Linked DNA regions of Homo sapiens: region 2 is linked to region 1. The links are chromatin contacts, found by Hi-C in ENCODE. All regions are on one chromosome and are shown on one strand. The core of a region is the stretch at or near the end of the contact, and the rest is flanking DNA. Distances in the headings are between cores, read along the strand shown. Region 1 holds the start of GFI1B (growth factor independent 1B transcriptional repressor). Region 2 holds the start of CEL (carboxyl ester lipase).

Region 1 (5,255 bases), core at 92-2,591:
ACACCCCAGCATTACTGAGGCCTGGTGACCACAGGGTTGTGTCCTCCTGGCTGGTGCTCCAGGGCTGGCCCAGCAGAAAGACCTCGCCTGAAACACCCCTTTTTCTTCATTTTGAACCTTGGACTTGCAGTTTAAATTGGGGCTTCCTGTCACCAGACTTGTTTTCTTTATGAGGGAAACATAATATCTCCAGCACCCGGGCTGGAAGAGCAGACAAAGCAGCCTAACAGTGCTCTGTTTGTGGCGTTCTCATCTTATGCAAAACCTCCTGAAATAAATCAGTCATCCTGCAAGCGGGAGGAGGCGGGGGCCAGAGGAGGAGGGAGAAGGTGGGGAGCCAGGGGATGGGACGCCCTGCCAAATGGGAAGAAATGCCCCAGCCAGCTCAGCCAAGCTTTACCGCCCTCACTCCCCCCAGCATCAATGGGACACCCCAGAGGCCCCCACTGGCCTCCCCATCACTTTGTCTGCCACCAGAGGGCAGCACACACGGGCTCTGGCACCTGGCCTTCAATCTGTATGGCAGCTTCAGCAGGCCGAGCGTCTCCTGGCCTCCGAACTCACTGCCACACCTCCAGGGTGCCTCTACCCGCTCAAAGGTCATATCTGGGGGAAATGCAAATTTGATGTCTCTTCTGAGATATGACCTCTGCAAGGACAAGAGGGGCCTCTATGCATGTGGCCGGCTCGGGTACTAGGGGCATTGCACCAGCCTGGCTCTCACAAGCCTCAGGGTGCTGAACTTGGGGAGGGAGGGAGGGGAGGAGGCAGCGAGGAGGGAGGCAGGGAAAAAAGGAGGGAGGAAAGGAGGGAAGAGAGAGAGAGGAGAGGAGGAGAAGGAGGGAGGGAGGGAAGGAAAGAAGGAGGGAGGAAGAAGGAAAATAAGGAAGGGAAGGAAGGAGGCAGGGAGGGAGGAAGAAAGAAAGGAGGAAGAGAAGGAAGGAAAAAGGAGGGAAGGAGGGAAGGAAGAAAAAAGGCAAGAGAAAAGAAAGAAGAAAAAAACCAAAGAGCAATGACTTCCCTATGCAAAATCGAGTTTTATAAGTTAGAGCTTTTTCTAACTTTAATTTTTAAAATTTAATAATTTAGCCATCACTTTCTTTTTGTGCAGATGTTATTCAAAATTTCCAGCGAAATTCTGAATTTCTCTGCAGAGAGAAAGCGTGCCGCTCCAAGTGTCGAGGGTTAGAAATGAGAATTCGAAGTCTTGTGTCCTGGAAAGTTTTGATAAGCAAATACGGCTGAGCTCCCGCGCTCTCTTCATTGGCTGCTTGTTCACCGCCAGATTTTGACACAAATAATCAGATTGAAAATCAGGGAGGGGAACAGAAGAGGAAAAACACACAGAGAGACAGAGCAAAAAGGAGAAGTATCTATTTGTGCAAAGAGTCACACAGTTGACAGAGTGGAGGCCAGTCCCGAGAGAGGCTTTGCAGTTCCCACCTCGGGAAGCTCCGGCAGAACCCAGGCGAGGGACAGCTCCGGACAGGTGAGTGCTGGAGGATGCGTTTCTACGCTTTTGTTTTGAAATGTGCCTGTGCGCCGCAGGTGGCTTCACAGCAGGCTCCCTGGCTCCTCCTGCGGTCCTAGGAAAGGTGAGGTGGGCTGGAAAAGCTCTGGAAGGCAAGGAGCCAAGGGAGAAACAGGGTGAGGACGTAGCCTCGTCTGAGCCACTGTGCTAGGAATTGCGCCTTTGCCGGCTGCGCAGAAACACTTTTCAAAATTTGATTTTAGGCTGACAGACGTCACCTTCGGGCACAAAGTCATACCCACAACCCAGCTGTCCTGGGGACCTGGGCAGTGCTCAGGGAGACACACTTCCAAGTGCCTGAGTTGTGTTCCCCCTCGGAGACAGTCCCAGACTTTAGGGACTTGACTAAAGTTCCTGGGACACTTTTTTTTTTTTTTTTTTTTTTTTTTTTGAGACAGAGTGAGACTCTGGAGCGCAGTGGTGCGATTGCACTGAAACCTCTGCCTCCCGAATTCAAGCGATTCTCCTGCCTCAGCCTCCCAAGTAGCTGGGATTACAGGCGCGTGTTACCACGCCTGGCTAATTTTTGTATTTTTAGTAGAGACGGGTTTCACCATGTTGGCCAGGCTGGTCTCGAACTCTTGACCTCAAACGATCCACCTGCCTCAGCCTCCCAAAGTGTTGGGATTACAGGCATTAGCCACTGCGCCCAGCCAAATTCCCAGGACACTTTGAGAGTCAGGCGCTCTCCCCTCCAGAGCCTACTAAGGGGAGATGACAGGGCTGCCCTCTCCCACACACTGCCCAGGCTCCAGGAACAATAGGACCGACCATGGAGAGGTACTGTTTCAGCTCGCCTTTCCCTGTGGCTGTTGTTAGCCCTTTCCACCTATTTTTGGAGAAAAAAAACCAAGTTTAAGTGTTGAGGCATCTGAGGAGACATGCTCACTCTAAAACAGGACTTGTGAAGAGGAGGTCTGCAGAATCGCCGTGGGTATGTGCCCGTGTACATTTTTCCGGGGAGAAAGTCCAGAGCTTTCACGAGTTCTTAGGGAGTAAATTCGATTACAATCTGTGGGCATGAGTCTGGTAGATATTAGAAGCCAGCTGAGCTGCACCTGACCGCCTGGACGCGCCTGCATGTTTCTTAGTAGGCAACAGGCAGAATATTTCTTCCAAGTCTAGCAAAGTGTCAAGTTTCTTGTCCTCGGAAGTATTGCAGAAGGAATTCTTTGGACAAGAAAATGCGTAATTCCCCTTGCTCTTTCTGTCAGAGTTTGGTCTTCCTGAAGAGAGTTCTTGGGGAACATTGGAGAGCTATACCTGGTTTCGGTTTGATTAATGGAATCACTCAAAACCAGCGCAGACCATTGCCCCGAAGCTTTCAGCGGGGCAGGGTAGGGTGGGTGGGAATCTTATTGGACAGTACAAGGATTTTCAAAGGCTCTGGGACCAGATGGCTCCAGATCACCCAGGGAAAACAGCCTGATCAAATGGGATTCTTCACTGTCTGTGCCACAATATCCAGACCCTTGGTTGAAACATCAGCAAACACCACCCCCTCTTAGTCTAGAGGGAGGCTTTTCGTGTGTTCCTTGCCAGGAATTCAAGCCAATGGGAGCTGCTTTAGTCTATAATATAGAGATATGCAGAAAGAGTTTCATTCACTCACTTGTCTTTTTATTTTGATAAAATACATATAACATAAAATTTCCCGTTTTAGCCATTTTCAAGCGTACCATTCAATGGTATTAAGTACACCCACATGGCTGTGCAACCATCACCACCATCCATCCACAGAACTGTTTCATCTCATAAAGCTGAAACTTCATACCTATTACACAGTAACTTCCATTCCCTTCCCCTCACCTCTGGCAACCTCTATCTATTTCTGTCTCTATGAAATTGCCTATTTTAGGGACTCATATAAGGAATCACACAGTATTTGTCCTTTTGTGATTGGCTTATTTCACTTAGCATAAATCCTTCAGGTTCATCCATGTTGTAGCATGCGCCAGCATTTCCTTCCTTTTTAAGGCCGAATAATGTTCAATCATATGTCTAGACCACATTTTGTTTGTTTGTTTGTTTGTTTGAGACAGAGTCTCTGTCACAAAGCTGGAGTGCCATGGTGCGATCTTGGCTCACTGCAACCTCTGCCTCCCGGGTTCAAGCGATTCTCCTGCCTCAGCCTCCTGGGTAGCTGGGATTACAGGCACCCACCACCATGCCTGGCTGATTTTTGTATTTCTAGTAGAGGTGGGGTTTCGCCATTTTGGCCAGGCTTGTCTTGGAACTCCTGACCTCAGGTGATCTGCCCACCTCGGCCTCCCACAGTGCTGGGATTACAGGTGTGAGCCACTAAGTCTGGCCATAGACCACATGTTGTTTGGACATTCATCTGCCATGAAACCTGGGTTGCTTCCACTTTTTGCCTATTGTGAATAGTGCTGCTATAAACATGAGTATGCAGATATCTCTTTGAGTCTCCCCTTCCAATGATTTTGGGTCTATACCCAGAAGTAGATTCACTCACTTTTGACATTGCATTCTCTGAGCTTTGGAGGAGACATTTGAGAACTCCTTCTAAATTTCAAATAAAAATGATGATTTAGACCGGCCTGGGCAACATGGCAAAACCCCGTCTCTACAAAAAATACAAAAATTAGCCAACTGTGGTGGTGCATGCCTGTAGTCCCAGCTACTCGAGAAGCTAAGATGGGAGGATCGCTTGGGCCTGGGAGGTGGAGGTTACAGTGGGCCAAGATCAAACCACTGCACTCCAGCCCAGGTGACAGAGTGAGACTCTGTCTCAAAATAATAATAATAATGATGGTGATGATGATGATGATTACTTTCTGCTGGGGCCCCTGGGCCTGACCTGGGCTCATTTTCCCCCGACTCCTCCACGGACAAGTCTTGTTTTCCCCTTGAATCTTTTTTTTTTTTGACAGAGTCTCGCTGTGTCACCCAGGCTGGAGTGCAGTGGCGCCATCTGGGCTCACCGCAACCTCCGCCTTCTGGGTTCAAGTGATTCTCCAGCCTCAGCCTCCCGAGTAGCTGGGATTACAGGTGCCTGCCACCACACCCAGCTAAGTTTTGTATTTTTAGTAGAGACGGGGTTTCCCCATGTTGGCCAGGCTGGTCTTGAACTCCTGACTTCAGGTGATCCGCCTGCCTTGGCCTCCCAAAGTGCTGGGATTACAGGCGTGAGCCACCACGCCCGGCCTCCCTTGAGTCTTTAAACATAAAGGAAGTCAAAAAGGTTCTCTGTAGCTGACCCTGAGAACCAGCTGAGTCTTACCCAACCCTCCCAAAAGGGGAACCCGAGTGACAAGTCTTTTAGTCAAGGTGGTTCAATCTCTCACTGAAGGTCAACGAATTCTACATGGGATTTTAGAGCAAAAGGGAAGTTTAGAAATCTCTTAGCCCAACCGTCCCTTTTAAGAGATAGGAAAACCAAGCCCCAGGTTGGTGGCTGATGCGGTCACAAGCTCCAGGACCCCAAATCAGACTCAACTCCTTGGGCAACAAAGGGGCCTCATTACAGGGACATCACAGGCCTGTTGACCCAAGTCCAACTGGAAGTTAGGGTGCTGGCTCCTGCCAGGGTGCAGGGTCGCCTGTCTTCAAGAAGCACTGACTGAGATTCTGACTCAGGGTCAGGGGGACTCTATCAGGATCGGGGGTTATGGAGTGATAACAGTGAGCCTCTTTCCGGAGGTCCGATACCATCAAGTCCTCTGTTTTATGAAGAATTCCTGAGCTTCTTTCATAATCTCTG
Region 2 (5,692 bases), core at 2,797-5,296, 83 kb after region 1:
CGGCAGTGAAAACGAAATGGAGACAGAGATTCTGGACTACGTGTGACAGGGCCCAAGGCTGGGCCTCCCTGACCCGGCCAGACTGGTGTCTGGCCTAATGAGGGAGCCGGGGCTCCCCATTGCCACCCACAGTGCCCGGAATGGCCCTAGGAGGCCCTCTGAGGAGAGCTAGAGTCCCAGCAAAGGGTGCAGCTGACCCTAGCACTGGCTGTGACATGCTGCTTGGTGCTGCCTCTGGTCCTGAGGGGTTAGGGACATCCCCAAAGGGTATACCCTGGCTCTGCCACCCATGAACCAGCCCAGCATCCAGCCAGTGAGTGGGCACCCAATGCCTCTCAGGATGAGACCAGTAAATGCCGGAGGTGGAGCTGGGCAGCTGTGGAGCCCCAGGCCACAGGCCAGTCTCGCTTGGCTCTCATGACTGTGGTGGTGGAGATAGCGTGGGGAGCCTCGCCCATGGTCTCACGTGGCAAGAAGTGCCTTTAGCTCTGGATCCCAACCGTTTGGCACAGCTTTGGCCACAGCCAGGCCCCTCTGGAATTGTCCTTATTAAACCAGTTTCCCGAGAAGTCTTGGTTTCTTGGTGTGAATGTTGGCGCTGCAGGGGAGTCTTCTTATTGCCTTGGGGCTTGGGCCCCCTTTGTCCCTTCATATATTCCTTCATTCATTCCTTCATTCATTCAGTGACATGCTGGCAGTGCTGGCCTGTGCCCCCCTCACATGTGGTCGGGTTGGGTGAGGGCAGCTAGGAGGACTCCAGGCCTGGGGTCAGTTCTTCTCTAAATGAATACCTTCTTGACAAAGTCATGGGAAACGGGCCCTGCTGTCCTGTGGCTGCCCAGTGTGAAACTAGTGGGTCCTGAGCCCACCGAGCCTGCCTGCCTGGCCCCGCTCCCCATGTTGCCCTTGGCTGAGGCACCTCTTGTGTCTCCCCAAGTCGGCAGCAGCACTCCCTCCCAACCTGTGTGCGTGCCGAGTATTTGTTGAAGAAACAGTCAGTTGTCAGAGAATGGCCCTGTTCTGGATTGGCTGGTTGCTTCTGTGTGGTGCTGAACCTGCTCCTCTCTCCCCTGTATTTCCTGGGGACAGGTGGAGGCTCAGCCAGATTCGGGTTCAAGGTCTCTTCCTAGGCTGCGTCAGTCTGCATGCACGGGAGGTCTGCTTACTAGGATTGACCAGCAGGTTTAGGTGTTGTCAGCCTGATGTGTTGGTCTTTTATCTAACGGTTTTTGGGTTTCTGTGGTTTTTTGTTTCATTTGTGGGTCTTTTTTTTTTTTTTGAGATGGTCTTGCTTTGTCACCCAGGTTGGAGTGCAGTGATGCAATCAGGGCTCACTGCAGCCTCAACCTCCTGGGCTCGGGTGATCCTTCCACCTCAGCCTCCTGAGTAGCTGGAACTACAGGTTGTGTACCGCCATGCCCAGATAATTTTTGAATTTTTGTAGAGATGAGGTCTCACTAATGTTGTCCAGGCTGGGCTCAAGGGATCCTCCCGCCTCAGCCTTCCAAAGTACTGGGATTACAGGTGTGAGCCACTGCGTCCAGCCTATTTAATGGCTTTTGAATAGCCGTTGATAATTGCCTGGACCTACTACTTCCTTAAGGGTGCAAAATGGTGATTTTTTTGAATTATATCGTTCCCTCTGCATTTAGTAGCTGGAATCCTATAAAGGAATCTTCCTCATCGTCTGTTTGATTACCCTGAAATACTATTTTCACAGAAAAGAAGGGAAAATGCCTGTTATCACCTCTAACAGTTTTCAGAACAATGAGTTAGTGCCCTGGCAAGGGCCAGTGACAGGGCAGGAGGGGGTGGAGAGCGTGTTTCCTGGGCTGCCTGGTGAACTCTCACGTCTGTCAATTGCAGGCTTGCTTTTTCATGCCCAACTTGTCTATCTTTGCCCAGAGGCGGCCTCAGGTTGACCTCTGTAGTCCTTTGACACAAGCCTTGGGTCTTGGGCACCTTCCTTACTTACAGCTACCACGATGCTGCAGGCTCCAGCCCCTCCCTGGCATTTCCTGTTGCGGACCCGGCCCAACCATCTCCCCAGGGTGCACTCAGTCGGTGTGAATATGGTGTTTAGAGACCCCAGTCTGGTCACCAGGGGTGGGGCTTGCTCCTGGGATTTCGTTACTGCTAGGGCTTTGGAAGAGACAGAGCCAGGAAATAAGTTTTTTTTTTTTTTTTTTGCCAATTTTAAAAAAATAAAGTATGAGGCTGGGCACGGTGGCTCATGCCTGTAATCCCAGCACTTTGGGAGGCTGAGGCGGGCAGATCACTTGAGCTCAGGAGTTTGAGACCAGCCTGGCCAACATGGTGAAACCCAGTCTCTACTAAAAATACAAAAATCGGCTGGGTGTGATGGCGCACGCCTGTAATCCCAGCTACTTCAGAGGCTAAAGCAGGAGGATCCCTCGAACCCAGGAGTTCAAGACTGCAGTGAGCTATGATTGTGCCACTGCACTCTAGCCTGGGTGACAGAGACCCTGTCTCAAAAAAACAAACAAACAAAAAACCTCTGTGGACTCCGGGTGATAATGACATGTCAATGTGGATTCATCAGGTGTTAACAGCTGTACCCCCTGGTGGGGGATGTTGATAACGGGGGAGACTGGAGTGGGGCGAGGACATACGGGAAATCTCTGTAATCTTCCTCTAATTTTGCTGTGAACCTAAAGCTGCTCTAAAAATGTACATAGATATAAACTGGGGCCTTCCTTTCCCTCTGCCCTGCCCCAGCCCTCCCCCACCTCCTTCCTCTCCCTGCTGCCTCCCCTCTGCCCTCCCCTTTCCTCCTTAGCCACTGTAAATGACACTGCAGCAAAGGTCTGAGGCAAATGCCTTTGCCCTGGGGCGCCCCAGCCACCTGCAGGCCCCTTATTTCCTGTGGCCGAGCTCCTCCTCCCACCCTCCAGTCCTTTCCCCAGCCTCCCTCGCCCACTAGGCCTCCTGAATTGCTGGCACCGGCTGTGGTCGACAGACAGAGGGACAGACGTGGCTCTGCAGGTCCACTCGGTCCCTGGCACCGGCCGCAGGGGTGGCAGAACGGGAGTGTGGTTGGTGTGGGAAGCACAGGCCCCAGTGTCTCCTGGGGGACTGTTGGGTGGGAAGGCTCTGGCTGCCCTCACCCTGTTCCCATCACTGCAGAGGGCTGTGCGGTGGCTGGAGCTGCCACTGAGTGTCTCGGTGAGGGTGACCTCACACTGGCTGAGCTTAAAGGCCCCATCTGAAGACTTTGTTCGTGGTGTTCTTTCACTTCTCAGAGCCTTTCCTGGCTCCAGGATTAATACCTGTTCACAGAAAATACGAGTCGCCTCCTCCTCCACAACCTCACACGACCTTCTCCCTTCCCTCCCACTGGCCTCTTTCCCTCCCCTTCTGTCACTCTGCCTGGGCATGCCCCAGGGCCTCGGCTGGGCCCTTTGTTTCCACAGGGAAACCTACATGGTTGGGCTAGATGCCTCCGCACCCCCCCACCCACACCCCCTGAGCCTCTAGTCCTCCCTCCCAGGACACATCAGGCTGGATGGTGACACTTCCACACCCTTGAGTGGGACTGCCTTGTGCTGCTCTGGGATTCGCACCCAGCTTGGACTACCCGCTCCACGGGCCCCAGGAAAAGCTCGTACAGATAAGGTCAGCCACATGAGTGGAGGGCCTGCAGCATGCTGCCCTTTCTGTCCCAGAAGTCACGTGCTCGGTCCCCTCTGAAGCCCCTTTGGGGACCTAGGGGACAAGCAGGGCATGGAGACATGGAGACAAAGTATGCCCTTTTCTCTGACAGTGACACCAAGCCCTGTGAACAAACCAGAAGGCAGGGCACTGTGCACCCTGCCCGGCCCCACCATCCCCCTTACCACCCGCCACCTTGCCACCTGCCTCTGCTCCCAGGTAAGTGGTAACCTGCACAGGTGCACTGTGGGTTTGGGGAAAACTGGATCTCCCTGCACCTGAGGGGGTAGAGGGGAGGGAGTGCCTGAGAGCTCATGAACAAGCATGTGACCTTGGATCCAGCTCCATAAATACCCGAGGCCCAGGGGGAGGGCCACCCAGAGGCTGATGCTCACCATGGGGCGCCTGCAACTGGTTGTGTTGGGCCTCACCTGCTGCTGGGCAGTGGCGAGTGCCGCGAAGGTAAGAGCCCAGCAGAGGGGCAGGTCCTGCTGCTCTCTCGCTCAATCAGATCTGGAAACTTCGGGCCAGGCTGAGAAAGAGCCCAGCACAGCCCCGCAGCAGATCCCGGGCACTCACGCTCATTTCTATGGGGACAGGTGCCAGGTAGAACACAGGATGCCCAATTCCATTTGAATTTCAGATAAACTGCCAAGAACTGCTGTGTAAGTATGTCCCATGCAATATTTGAAACAAATTTCTATGGGCCGGGCGCAGTGGCTCACACCTGCAATCCCACCAGTTTGGGAGGCCGAGGTGGGTGGATCACTTGAGGTCAGGAGTTGGAGACCAGCCTGGCCAACATGGTGAAACCCCGTCTCTACTAAAAATACAAATATTAATCGGGCGTGGTGGTGGGTGCCTGTAATCCCAGCTACTCGGGAGGCTGAGGCAGGAGAACCGCTTGAAGCTGGGAGGTGGAGATTGCGGTGAGCTGAGATCACGCTACTGCACTCCAGCCTGGGTGACAGGGCGAGACTCTGTCTCAAAAAATAGAAAAAGAAAAAAATGAAACATACTAAAAAACAATTCACTGTTTACCTGAAATTCAAATGTAACTGGGCCTCTTGAATTTACATTTGCTAATCCTGGTGATTCCACCTCTCTGTTGTTCCCATTTTACAGAAGGGGAAACGGGCCCAGGGGCAGGGAGTGTGGAGAGCAGGCAGACGGGTGGAGAGAAGCAGGCAGGCAGTTTGCCCAGCATGGCACAGCTGCTGCCTCCTATTCCTGTGCAGGAAGCTGAAAGCCGAGCTACTCCACACCCGGGTCCGGGTCCCTCCAGAAAGAGAGCCGGCAGGCAGGAGCTCTCTCGAGGCATCCATAAATTCTACCCTCTCTGCCTGTGAAGGAGAAGCCACAGAAACCCCAAGCCCCACAGGAAGCCGGTGTCGGTGCCCGGCCCAGTCCCTGCCCCCAGCAGGAGTCACACAGGGGACCCCAGATCCCAACCACGCTGTTCTGCCGCCTGCGGTGTCTCAGGCCCTGGGGACTCCTGTCTCCACCTCTGCTGCCTGCTCTCCACACTCCCTGGCCCTGGGACCGGGAGGTTTGGGCAGTGGTCCTGGGCTCCTGACTCAAAGGAGAGGTCACCTTCTTCTTGGGCGAGCTCTTCTTGGGGTGCTGAGAGGCCTTCGGCAGGTCATCACGACCCCTCCCCATTTCCCCACCCTGAGGCCCTCTGGCCAGTCTCAATTGCACAGGGATCACGCCACTGGCACAAGGAGACACAGATGCCTCGCAGGGGATGCCCACGATGCCTGCATGTGTTGCTTCTGGTTCCTTTCCTCCAGTTCCAACCGCCGCACTCTCCCACACCAGTGTGACAGGGGGCCCATCACCCTAGACTTCAGAGGGCTGCTGGGACCCTGGCTGGGCCTGGGGGTGTAGGGCCACCCTGCCCTTCCCCACCTGGAACCTGGCACAGGTGACAGCCAGCAAGCAATGACCTGGTCCCACCATGCACCACGGGAAGAGGGAGCTGCTGCCCAAGATGGACAGGAGGTGGCACTGGGGCAGA

Evidence for each region. Hi-C counts contacts between places; a loop is a spot of excess contacts on that map. Pooled maps may share reads with other maps.
Region 2: a pooled map shows a loop between it and region 1 (3-fold over the local background). The contact joins the promoter of CEL here to the promoter of GFI1B in region 1. A Hi-C loop is called at or near these places in 1 of 168 maps with a recorded cell type or tissue (spleen) and 3 of 50 pooled maps.

The regions. Positions count from the first base shown.
Region 1 is chr9:132,977,353-132,982,607 of GRCh38, forward strand. It overlaps GFI1B (growth factor independent 1B transcriptional repressor), which reads left to right and starts at 1,342. Exons shown (of 7, transcript NM_001377304.1): 1 at 1,342-1,489.
Region 2 is chr9:133,057,935-133,063,626 of GRCh38, forward strand. It overlaps CEL (carboxyl ester lipase), which reads left to right and starts at 4,047. Exons shown (of 11, transcript NM_001807.6): 1 at 4,047-4,134. The coding sequence starts at 4,069. LOC124902325 reads right to left here and starts at 3,398. Exons shown (of 2, transcript XM_047424377.1): 1 at 2,815-3,398; 2 at 147-240. The coding sequence starts at 3,398. The coding sequence ends at 147. GTF3C5 (general transcription factor IIIC subunit 5) reads left to right here. Exons shown (of 11, transcript NM_012087.4): 11 at 1-569. The coding sequence ends at 46. RefSeq lists enhancers at 2,258-3,009, 3,010-3,762.